2 separate regions of the Homo sapiens genome follow, and region 2 is linked to region 1. The links are chromatin contacts, found by Hi-C or POLR2A ChIA-PET in ENCODE. All regions are on one chromosome and are shown on one strand. The core of a region is the stretch at or near the end of the contact, and the rest is flanking DNA. Distances in the headings are between cores, read along the strand shown. Region 1 holds the start of OR7A17 (olfactory receptor family 7 subfamily A member 17). Region 2 holds the start of OR7C2 (olfactory receptor family 7 subfamily C member 2).

Region 1 (6,544 bases), core at 3,699-6,198:
ACTTATAGTCCAAAACAAGGGAAGTAGAGTGCCCACCGGAACCCACCAGAGCCCACTGCGTCCATGCCCACGAAGGGAGAAAAAGCTTTTTCCTGGGAGGCCACTGACTATACAAAGGACAAAGGCATTTCTATGCCAGGCCTTGTTTCTTATCTGAGTGAGCCAGAGGTTTGTGAAAGTTTTTATCTAAATGAGCCAGGAGTTTTCCTATCTGTGCAGCCGTGGGCATGTCTCCAGACACAATCCCCTATGCTTCTTCCCTTATTGGTGCCGGCAGCTTCATTTTTTTTCCCCAGGCTTTTTTTTTATATTATATGGAGATGAGGCACTGACCCATGAGTCAAAGGCTCTCCAGGAATCCTTATCTTGCTATCTACCTAAGGCAAGCTAACTAACTCCTTTCAATACTAGTGTGTTTTACAGCTAGGCAAGGGATTTTACTCGCCTCACTGGGGTCCTATGCTCTATTTCAGCTCAACGTCAACAGTGCCTATATTTTCTGATAAAGATAAAGAGTAGGTAGGAAAATACAGCTTATCAAATACATGTTTTAGATACAGTTTACAAAGAAAGGCACATTTTTATGTGTCAGTTGACCTCATACATCCTTAGTCACAGATGATGTTAAATGTGATGGAATAAAATGATCAGTCATGCACTGAATGACTATAGAATATTTGTTTTTGATGATGTACATCTGGTCCTGGAAGTGTGGAGATTTGGTGTCCATGTGTAATCAGGTTTCTTCATCTGAGTGAAGGATTTGGTGTCATGGTCTGTATTATTTCAATGTACCATCTTGCTTTTCCTCTTAAAATTTTCTACTGCTCCCTACGAATATGACTCCTTGCATTATTCTAAAAATATCTCCTCCTTTAAAAACTGTCTCATAAGCATTAAAGTGTAGGTAAGTGAACAATATGTGTATTAAATTTATCATAATTTGCTTTGTTCCTTTAATAGTCTCTTTGGTCCTCATGGTCAAATAATGACTCACACAAGACATTGAATTTCTGCCCAATATTGCCTCTGTCAATAGACACTTGTGAATTAGAGTCACAATTTATCCCTGCAAAAACCTATATGTCCTTTCAACTTCTCCTGGTTATCCCGAAGGCAATCTAAAAGTTGCCTCACTTTAATACAGTTATCTGAAATAAACACGAGTAACCAGGTGATCACAAATGTTTTCTTGAAATATCAGAACAACTGTGAAAAAAGAAGAGGCAGAAGATTATTCTGAATGTCACTAGTTCTGTTTGCATTGATTAATGTATCAGTAAGCTACTGCTGTGTAACAAGCCATCTCAATAATAAATGGTTTAATATCATGCTTTTTCATCCTGTAGGAGTTTATGATAGAGAAGTTTTTACATTGGGAATTAGAACTTAAGCGTTTTTTAAGGAAATAAAAATATTCAGTTCATAGGACTGCCCAAATCTAGTTGGTTCTTGAATTTTGGATAGCAAGGACACTTTGAGAGAGGAAGATTAAGAGAAGTGGTGGAATCTCACAGTGCCTCTTACAGTTTCTTCACAGGCATTAAATATGTCATGACTGCTCACAGTCTGTTAGACAAATCATGTCACATGTTCAAGATGTGCATCAACCGTTTTAGGGATACACACTCCTCCCAAGTGAATTATTGTCAAGACCCAGAGCCAAAGGTGGAAAAGCACCATCCACCTATAGACAATAGGGGAGGTAATAAATGAATGAAAAATAAAATGATCTACCTGAGGGAGAAACAGACATGTGTGGGCTGCTAGCCACCCAGGTGCCAAGGCAAGAGACCGAGGGCACAAGCTGTTCCAATATAATAAAGAAAATATATAAAATAAGAATAGTTATACTAGAAGTAGATTATAGATATCATTATATATGAATATCATTAATCATTAGTTTGTACATTACTCTTTATTCCAATATTATAATAATCTTTGCTCTACAATTATAACCTAGGAAAAACCAGGCCATACAGAGATAGGAGCTGAAGGGGCATGGTGAGAAGTGACCAGAAGACAAGAGTGTGAGCCCTCTGTCACGCCCAGATAGGGCCACTAGAGGGCTCCTTGGCCTAGCGGTAGCATCAGTGTCTAGGGAAGGCACCCATTACTTAGCAGACCGGGAGAGGGAGTCTCCCTTTCCCCGGGGGAGTTAGAGAAGACTCTGCTCCACCACCTCTTGTGGAAGGCCTGACATCAGTCAGGCCCGCCGGCAGCCATCCGGAGGCCTGTCTCCCTGTGATGCTGTGCTTCAGCGGTCATGCCCGTGTTTCACTTTCATGTTCCACCCTGTACACCTGGCTCTGCCTTCTAGATAGCAATAACAGAATTAGTGAAAATACTAAAAGTCTTTGAAATGCATAGAAGAAATAATGGCTCTCTCTCTCTCTCTCTCTCTCTGCCCTGACTGCCAAACAGGGAAGGGCCCTCTGTCCGGTGGACACGTGACTCATGTGACCTTATCAATCACTGGAGATGACTCACACTCCTTACCCTGCCCTTTTTGCCTTGTATCCAATAAAAAACAGTGCAGCCAGGCATTCGGGACCACTACCAGTCTCCGCATCTTGGTGGTAGTGTTCCCCCAGGCCCAGCTGTCTTTTCTTCTCTTTGTCTTGTCTCTTTATTTCTACAATCTATTGTCTCCACACACGAGGAGAAAAACCCACAGACCCTGTAGGGCTGGTCCCTACAGACATGAAAGTCTTTCATACTTCTGTTGAAATTAAATGTGTATAAATTTTATCTACAGTTTTCTCCATGTCTATTTTTGTATTTTTACCACATGCTATACTCTGGCAATGAGGAAGATAAGATTTCTATTAATAGTTGGAGTTTCCAGAAGAGCTGGAGAAATAAATTGACGCAACAAGAATTATCAGAATTACAGATATTCCCAAGATTAAAAGATAGCAGAGCAGGTTATAAGAGTCTAAAAATGAACATACTCATGCATGTATCTTGGTAATAGAATGATTTCTATTCCTTTGGATATTTACCCAGTAGTGGCATTGCTGGATCAAATGGTATTTCTGGTTCTAGATCTTTGAGGAATCACTACACTGTCTTCCACACTGGTTGAACTAATTTGCATTCCCACTAACAGTGTAAAAACATTCTTATTTCTCTGCAACCTTGCCAGCATCTGTTTCTTGACTTTTTAATCATTGCCATTCTGACTGGCATGAGATGGTATCTCATTGTGGTTTTGATTTGCATTTCTATAATGATCAATGATATTGAGCTTTTTTTCATATGTTTGTTGGCCACAGGAATGTCTTCTTTTGAGAAGTGTCTGTTCATGTCAAAGACATAGAATCAACCCAAATGCCCACCAGTGATAGACTGGATAAAGAAAATGTGGTACATATACCCCATGAAATACTATGCAGCCATAAAAAGGAACAAGTTCATGTCTTTTGCAGGAACGTGGATGAAGCTGGAAGCCATTACCCTCAGCAAACTAACGCAGAAACAGAAAATCAAATACCACATGCACTCACTTATAAGTGGGACCTGATCAATGAGAACATATAGACATAAGGAGGGGAACAACACACACTGAGCCCTGTTGGGGGGTGGGGTGGGGGGGAGGGAGAACCTTAGGAAAACTAGCTAATGCCTGTGGGGCTTAATACCTAGGTGATGGATTGATAGGTGCAGCAAACCACCATGGCACACGTTTACCTATGTAGCAAACCTGCACATCCTGCATATGTACCCCAGAACATAAAATAAAATAAAAGGAGTCTAAACATTTTTAATGTGAATTTTTGGAGCCAGGCAGAGGAGGACAGAGAAGATGTCCCTGAGTATAATAAAGCAGACGTGGAAGGACACTCATGCAATCTCCTCCCCGTGTGGACCCCTGGAAGCAGGTGTCCCTTCATGATCACAAATTTCTGTCTCCGAGAAGCAAGGCATGTCCTTTCCCAAGAAACTTTTCCAGAATCACAAACTTTTCCTACTCTTTGCAGGGATGAATGTATTTCTGCAGACTGTGATGGCCTATGACCACTTTGTGGCCATCTGTCACCCCCTGCACTACAGGGTCATCATGAATCCTGGGATCTTTGGACTGTGGGTTCTGGTGTCCTGGAGCATGAGTGCCCTGAATTCCTCACTGCAAAGCAGAATGTGTTGCAGCTGTCCTTCTGCACAAACTTGGAAATCCCCCCATTTTTTTCTGTGAACTTAATCAGTTGATCCTGCTTGCCTGTTCTAACACTTTTTTTTTTTTTTTTAGTGAGATGGAGTTTTGTTCTTATTACCCAGGCTGGAGAGAAATGGCGCCATATTGGCTCACTGCAACCTCCACCTCCCGGGTTCAAGCAATTCTCCTGCCTCAGCCTCCTGCATAGCTGGGATTACAGGCAACTGCCACCACACCCGGCTAATGTTTTTGCACTCCAGCTCAGGTGATACAACAAGACTCCATCTCAAAAAAATATATATATGAAATTCTAATGTTTTGGCAAAAGCAACATGAAGCCAAGAAATGTAGTACCCATGGTTTTATATGAACAGAACACAGTTCATCTCCTTGCAAAGGTAAATTGCCATTTTCTGGATATGTCAAGAGCTGAGTTTCCATCACAAGCCAGTGCTTTGGAGACTCAAGGGACCTAGTCAAGACAGGTTCCTCAGTTTAGACTTTGGAGGAAATTTTCACTGAAGGCTGGGAGAAGGTGCTAGGAGAATGGGACTCTGGAAGCCAAGGAAGTCCACGGGGAAGGAGTAATAAAGCCTGGATACACCTCACTTTTAACATAGTGTCTTGGGAATAGACGATACAGAAAAAAAAAACAACAATGACATTTGTTTCAGTGCAGGGCAACGTCCCCCAGGAAACTGATGTGTTCAGAGTTGGAATAACAGGAGGAAAGGTATCTAATCAGCAGATATACGAAGCCATAAATATCTCCTCTGCTGCAGTCCCTCAGCATATGCAACCTTGGGCTGGAAATGACATGGTGGTTTCATTTGGAGTCCTTAGTCTGGCTCAAGTATAGATGATGCTTCAACTTTTCCTGATGCCTTGTCTTGAGACAGAGATTCCATCTCCACCATCAACCTGCTAGAGAGGAATTTACACTTCTCCATGGAGACCTTCCTTTCAGAAAACTCAGTAGGGTAAGTCCCAGAGCCCAGTGGGTACTGTAGGAAAGGTCAGGAAGAACAAGAGCCGTGAATATTAACCTGAGGTCACCTGAGAGCCAATCATTTCCTCCAGCTTTGTTCCTTTTGCTTAGAAATGTCTTGGCTATACGGGCTATTTTTTGGTTCTATATGAAATTTAAAGTAGTTTTTGTAACTCTGTAAAGAAAGTCAATGTTAGCTTGATGGGGATAGCATTGAATCTATAAATTACTTTGGGCAGTATGGCCATTTTCAAGATATTGATTCTTCCTTTCCATGAGCATGGAATGTTTTTCCATTTGTTTGTGTCCTCTCTTATTTCCTTGAGCTGTGGTTTGTAGTTCTCCTTGAAGAAGTCCTTCACATCCCTTGTAGGTTATATTCCTAGGTATTTTATTCTCTTTGTAGCAATTGTGAATGGGAGTTCACTCATGATTTGGCTCTCTGTCTATTATTGCTGTATAGGAATGCTTGTGATTTTTGCACATTGATTTTGTATCCTGAGATTTTGCTGAAGTTGCTTATCAGCTTAAGGAGATTTTGGGCTGAGACGATGGGGTTTCCTAAATATACAATCATGTCATCTGCAAACAGAGACAATTTGACTTCCTCTCTTTGTATTTGAATACCCTTTACTTCCTTCTCTTGCCTGATTGCCCTGGCCAGAACTTCCAACACTATGTTGAATAGGAGTGGTGAGAGAGGGCACACTTGTCTTGTGCCAGTTTTCAAAGGGAATGCTTCCAGCTTTTGCCTATTCAGTATGATATTGGCTGTGGGTATGTCATAAATAGCTCTGATTATTTTGAGTTATGTTCCATCAATACCTAGTTTACTGAGAGTTTTTAGCATGAAGGGGAGTTGAATTTTATCGGAGGACTTTTCTGCATCTATTGAGATAATCATGTAGTTTTTGTCATTGGTTCTATTTATGTGATGGATTACATTTATTGATTTGCATATGTTGAACCAGCCTGGCATCCCAGGGATGAAGCCGACTTGATGATGCTGGATAAGCTTTTTGATGTGCTGCTGGATTCAGTTTGCCAGTATTTTACTGAGGATTTTCACATTGATGTTCATCAGGGATATTGGCCTGAAATTTTCTCTTTTTTTGTTGTGTCTCTGCCAGGTTTTGGTATCAGGATGATGCTGGCCTCATAAATTGAGCTGGGGAGGAGTCCCTCTTTTTCCATTGTTTGAAATCGTTTCAGAAGGAGTGATACCAGGTCCTCTCTGTACCTCCGGCAGAATTCAGCTGTGAAACTGACTGGTCCTGGGCCTCTTTTTGGTTGGTAGGCTATTAATTACTGCCTCAATTTCAGAACTTGTTATTGGTCTATTTAGGGATTTGACTTCTTCCTGGTTTAGTCTTGAGAGGGTGTATGTGTCCAGGAAT
Region 2 (6,025 bases), core at 1,200-3,699, 55 kb before region 1:
GTAAACATGAACTCCTTACCAATAACTGTGCTAGGCATTGTGATTGCAAAAATCGGTGAGACATTGCTCTGAAATTCAAGGAACCCATATTGTGAAAGAGTAGAAAAGTTAAGTAAAGTTGGTGTGACTGAAAGGAAAGTGAATCAGATAAAAAAAGGAGGAAACTCTTTGAGTTATTTTTATTCACGTAACCTCAAAAAACATCTCTGTAAATGAGTTTCCAGGGCAACAAGTCCAAAATAGGGACATATCTCATCGCTTCTGAGGGTATATATTTAACATGTAAGATTTGATACATATATTTTTAACTCAAATCAGGCCGGGCATAGTGGCTCATGCCTGTAATCCCAGCACTTTGGGAAGCTGAGGCAGGCAGATCACTTGAGGTCAGAAGTTCGAGACCAGCCTAGCCAACATGGTGAAACTCTGTCTCTATTAAAAATACAAAAATTAGCCAGACATGGTGGTGCATGCCTGTAGTTCCAGCTACTCAGAAGGCTGAGGCAGGGGAATTGCTTCAACCCGGGAGGTGGAGGTTGCAGTGAGCTGAGATGGCGCCACTGCACTCCAGCCAGGGCGACAGAGGGAGACTGTCTCAAAAACACAAACAAAAACAAAAAACAAAACAAAAAACAAAAACAAAAAACAAAATCCAAATCATTACTAAAGATAACAGAGAAAACACCAGGTTGTATTCATACAAAGTTAAGATTACTGGTTAGAAAGTCAAAAAGGGTGATCCTATATAACTTTATTAGCAGTAGCAAGGGCAGGAAACGTTCCAAAGGAAGATGCAAGGGAAGAGATGCTTTAATATGTATAAAAGAAGGCAGGGTGCGGTGGCTCATTGCCTGTAATCCCAGCACTTTGGGAGGCCAAGGCGGGCAGATTACCTGAGGTCAGGAGTTCCAGACCAGCCTGACTAACATGGCAAAACCCCATCTCTACTAAAAATACAAAAACTAGCTGGGCATGGTGGCGGGTGCCTGTAATCCCAGCTACTCAGGAGGCTGAGGCAGGAGAACCACTTGAACCCGGGAGGCGGCAGTTGCAGTGAGCCGAGATCGCACCATTGCACTGCAGCCTGGGTGACAGAGTGAGACTCCTTCTTGAAAAAAAAAAAAAGAAGTGGCTGGGCACGGTGGCTCATGCCTGTAATCCCAGCACTTTGGGAGGCCGAGGCAGGTGGATCATGAGGTCAGGAGTTCGAGACCAGCCTGACTAACATGGTGACACCCCATCTCTACTAAAAATAAAAACAATTGGCCGGGAATTGGGGCGCATGCCTGTAATCCCAGCTGCTAAGGAGGCTGAGGCAGGAGAATTGCTTGAACCTGGGAGGCGGAGGTTGCAGTGAGCCGAGATCACGCCATTGCACTCCAGCCTGGGCGACAGAGCAAGACTCCGTCTCAAAAAAATGCATAAAAACAGAAGTTGAAATATTGGCTGAAAGAGGCCAGTCTGGCCTCAGTATTGTGTTCACTGCAATTCATGAGAGCTTAGCAATGGTCCCCTCTTTGAGAGACGTTGCCCTGAGGAGGAGTCTCCCCAGTGACCCCTTCATGTCCTTGTTCCTCAGGCTGTAGATGAAGGGGTTCAGCATGGGGGTGACCATGGTGTACATCACCGAGGCTGCCAGACTTGTCCTAGAAGGTGGTGTAACTGCAGAACTGAGATAGACCCCAAGGCCAGTGCCATAGAACAAGCTGACCACTGAGAGGTGGGAACCACAGGTGGAAAAGGCTTTGTGCTGGCCTCTGGCAGATACTCTTAGGACGGAGGAGAAAATCTGAGAATAAGAGAATAGGATTCCACAGAGAGGAAAAACACCCAGGACAATGGTCACAAAATACATCACGATGTTATTGATGAAGGTGTCAGAACAGGCCAGCTTCAGGACTTCGGAAGGATCACAAAAAAAGTGCGGAATTTCCATATTTGTGCAGAAGGACAGCCTCAAAATGGTCAAGGTCTCAAGCAAGGAACCCATGACACTGATGCACCAGGACCCCAGAACCAGCAGTCCACAGAGCCGGGGGTTCATGATGACCGTGTAGTGCAGGGGGTAACAGATGGCCACGAAGCGGTCATAGGCCGTCATGGTCAGGAGCAAATTGTCCAGGCATCCAAATGCAATGAAAAAAAATATCTGAGTGAGGCAGCCTGCAAAAGTGATCATTTTGCTTTGTGTTTGGATATTCACCAGCATCTTTGGGACAGTCGTGGATGTGAAACAGATGTCAGCAAAGGACAGGTTGGAGAGGAAGAAGTACATGGGGGTGTGGAGGTGGGAGTCTGAACTGATGGTCAGGATGATGAGCAGGTTTCCGATGATGGTAACCAGGTACATGGAGAGGAACAGCCCATGGAGGAGAAGCTGCATGTCAGAGTCCTCTGCGAATCCCAGGAGGAGAAAGTTTCCAACTTCTGTTTGGTTTCCTCTTTCCATGGGGCCGCTGGGTTTGCCGAGAAGGAGGAAAAAAAACAGCCACACAAAATTTACTCCAAATAAGCATTCCCCAGAATGACTGCAATATCCTTTATTCAAACCCAGGGAACTCAAGAAATCATGCATTTTGGCTAATTATTGGATTTCTTTGCCGACAAGTTACAGTTACCATCGCTACCTGGAGAAGTCATCTCTACATCATTGGTCCTTAAACTGTGGTTCCTGGAACAGCCCCATCAGCATCACCTGGGAACTCATTAGACATGTGCCTTATCATGCCCACCTGACCGACTGAATCTGATACTCTGGGTATGGAGCCAGCATTCTGGTTTAGTTTTTGTTTGAGATGGAGTCTCGCTCTTTCGCCCAGGCTAGAGTGCAGTGGCAGAGTCTTGGCTCACTGCAACCTCTGCCTCCCGGGTTCAAGTGATTCTCCTGCCTCAGCCTCCAGAGTAGCTGGTATTACAGGCATGTACCACCACGCCCAGCTAATTTTTGTAGTTTTAGTAGAGACAGGGTTTCACCATGTTGGTCAGGCTGGTCTCGAACTCCTGACCTCGTGATCCTCCTGCGTTGGCCTCCCAAAGTGCTGGGATTACAGGCATGAGCCACCACGCCTGGCCTTTTAATTTTAATTAATTAATTTTTTTTTTTTGAGACAGAGTCTCACCCTGTTGCCCAGGCTGGAGTGCAGTGGTGCAATCTCAGCTCACTGCAACCTCTGGCTCCCAGGTTCAAGCAATTCTCATGCCTCAGCCTCCTGAGTAGCTGGCACTACAGGCGCGCACCACCACGCTGAGGTAATTTTTTTTTTTTTTTGTATTTTTAGGAGAGACACGGTTTCTCCATGTTGGCCAGACTGGTCTCAAACTCCTGACCTCAGATGATCCGCCCGCCTCAGCCTCCCAAAGTGCTGGTATTACAGGCATGAGCCACCGTGCCTGGCCTGCATTCTGGGTTTTAACAAGCCCTCTAGGGAATTCTGATGCACACTCAAGTTTGAGGACTATTGCTTCAGCGCTTGCCTGTATCCCTAAGCAATCCTTCCCACCGCAGCATCCCTGGTGGCTGCTCTTGCCCTTTCTGCCTAAGGCATGGGGATTAGGAAATCAGGCAATGAGAATTCCCTAATTCTAGGCAGATTGTCAATCCTCAGAAGGCTTTTTCTTCTATTGTGCTGCATTCCTGTAATTTATTTTTCATTTTGTTTTAGAGACAAGGTCTGGCTCTGTTGCCCAGGCTGGAGTGCAGTGGCGCCATCCTAGCTCACTGCAGTCTCGAACTTCTGGGCTCAAGTGATCCTCCTGCCTCAGCCTCCCAAGTAGCTGGGATTACAGGTGCAAGCCACTGTGCCCAGTTGTAATGTCTACATGTTAAATCCTCTGGATCTTGGATGCCCCTTCTGCTAAAAAATAATAACCACTGTTTTTAATCATCATTGTTTACATTTCATTTATATTATCAATCTCCCTAGCTAAACTCAACAAAAATGGAACTTTGAAATAGAAAAGCCCTAGAGTTTCTAGATATAGAATTAAATTTTATCCCCATTTTCCATCATCTGATTCCATCAGATCAAAATATTCTGCCATACAGAAATGGCTCTTTAAAACTTGTCCATGTTGGACATTTACTTACTTTCTAAGTTTTCTTAAAGACAAAGAAAGTTTTTGATTAACTATAGTTTTATATTTTTTATATTTTCTTCTCTTAGGTTAATCTGTAAATGGCCTTTCTCAGTTGTTGTTGTTTTTTTTTTTAATTAAGACATTTCCGGCCGGGCGCGGTGGCTCACGCCTGTAATCCCAGCACTTTCGGAGGCCAAGGTGGGCGGATCACGAGGTCAGGAGTTCGAGATAAGCCTGGCCAACATGGTGAAACTCCGTCTCTAATAAAAATACAAAAATTAGCTGGGCGTGGTGGCACACACCTGTAGTCCCAGCTACTAGGGAGGCTGAGGCAGAAGAATTGCTTGAACCCAGGAGGCGGAGGTTGCAGTGAGCCGAGATCACGCCACTGCACTCCAGCCTGGGCAACAAAGCGAGACTCTGTCTCAAAAAACAACAACAACAACAACAACAAAAACATTAAGACATTTTCTTGTTCACACTCTTATAAATAGATAATTTTAAATGGTCATCTGTGCCATGACAGCAAGCAGGGTATCAAATCTTTTGTTCCATATTTTTAATTGTCTATCTTCAAAATATACTTAAACATTGAGTTGAGAAATTTGCTTAGTATTGTTTCTTTCATAATTTTATTTCTGATGTGCCAGTTTATCCTCCCAGATGAGCTTTAGAATCCTCTAGCCATGTTGCAAGAAAAATACCATTGGAATTTTATTGGAGATTACATTAAAGTTATCAATTAATTTGGAGAGAAATTGACATCTTTATTATGTTCAAATTCTCATTCCAGTAGCAGAAATGTTCCTCTGCATATTTTAATCCTTTTTTGGGTAGACATTTTTGTTCACGTGTTAAAAATACACATATAGATTATGTTAATTTCTTAATATTTTAATGTAATACCCCCCCACATAACATCTCTGCTATTGGTATTATATTAGGAAGTCATTTGCTTTTTTTGTATTGAAGAGGTGCCATATTCTTTTTCTGGGTTTTCTTCTTAGTTTCATGTTTTTCTCTAAAATTCATCTATTTTCTCCAAATAATACTAATTAATAACACCTATTTCTCTTTTAGGTCTTATTGCATTGGTTTGAAATTTTAGAATCCTTTTAAAATTTATGGTAGGAGTTGGCATTCTTCTTTTTCTTCTTCTTTTTTAAATAGAATAACCCTAGAGTTTTGTAATTTAATATGATGTTCACTGTGATTTAGAATGTGTAATTTTTATCACGTTAACTTGCATTTTTTATTTCTGGATACTTGAGTGTGTTTAAAATTTTTTTTTTATTTTTTTAAGTTGTGTGGGTAAGTGTATATCTCTATGAGTTACATGACATATTTTGATTCAGGCATGCAATGCGTATAGTAATCACATCATGGAAAATGCAGCATCCATTCCCTCAAGCATTTATCCTCTGTGTTGCAAACAATCAAATTATATTCTTTTTGTTATTTTAAAATGTGCAATTAAATTGATTTTGACTGTACTCACCCTGTTGTGCTAGCAAATACTAGGTCTTATTTATTATTTCTCTTTTTAAAACTTATTATTAATTTTTGTGGGTACGTAATAGGTGTATGTATTTATGGGGTACATGAGATGTTTTGATACAGGCATGCAATGCATAAGAATCACATCATGGAGAATGGGGCATCCATCCTCTCAAACATTTATCCTTTGTGTTACAAGCAATCCAATTATAATCCTTTAGTTTTTTGTTTGTTTGTTTTGTGGTTTTTTTTTTTTTTTTTTTTTAAGATGAAGTTTCACTCTTGTTGCCTAGGCTGAAGTGCAATGGCACCATCTTGGCTCACTGCAACCTCCGCCTCCCGGGTTCAAGCGATTCTCCTGCCTCAGCCTCCCAAGTAGCTGGGATTATAGGCATGTGCCACCATTCCTGGCTAATTTTGTATTTTTAGTAGAGACGGGGTTTCACCATGT

What was found. Hi-C counts contacts between places; a loop is a spot of excess contacts on that map. ChIA-PET counts read pairs that join two places held with the same protein, here RNA polymerase II (POLR2A). Pooled maps may share reads with other maps.
Region 2: a loop to region 1 is called in a pooled map, with 1.9 times the contacts of the local background. The contact joins the promoter of OR7C2 here to the promoter of OR7A17 in region 1. A Hi-C loop is called at or near these places in 1 of 50 pooled maps. POLR2A ChIA-PET finds 5 or more read pairs at or near these places in 2 of 52 experiments (A549 and common myeloid progenitor, CD34-positive).

The regions. Positions count from the first base shown.
Region 1 is chr19:14,884,536-14,891,079 of GRCh38, reverse strand. OR7A17 (olfactory receptor family 7 subfamily A member 17) reads left to right here and starts at 4,948. Exons shown (of 3, transcript NM_030901.2): 1 at 4,948-5,139. It also overlaps the pseudogene OR7A18P. RefSeq lists an enhancer at 2,195-2,254.
Region 2 is chr19:14,937,913-14,943,937 of GRCh38, reverse strand. OR7C2 (olfactory receptor family 7 subfamily C member 2) reads right to left here and starts at 2,449. Exons shown (of 1, transcript NM_012377.1): 1 at 1,490-2,449. The coding sequence starts at 2,449. The coding sequence ends at 1,490.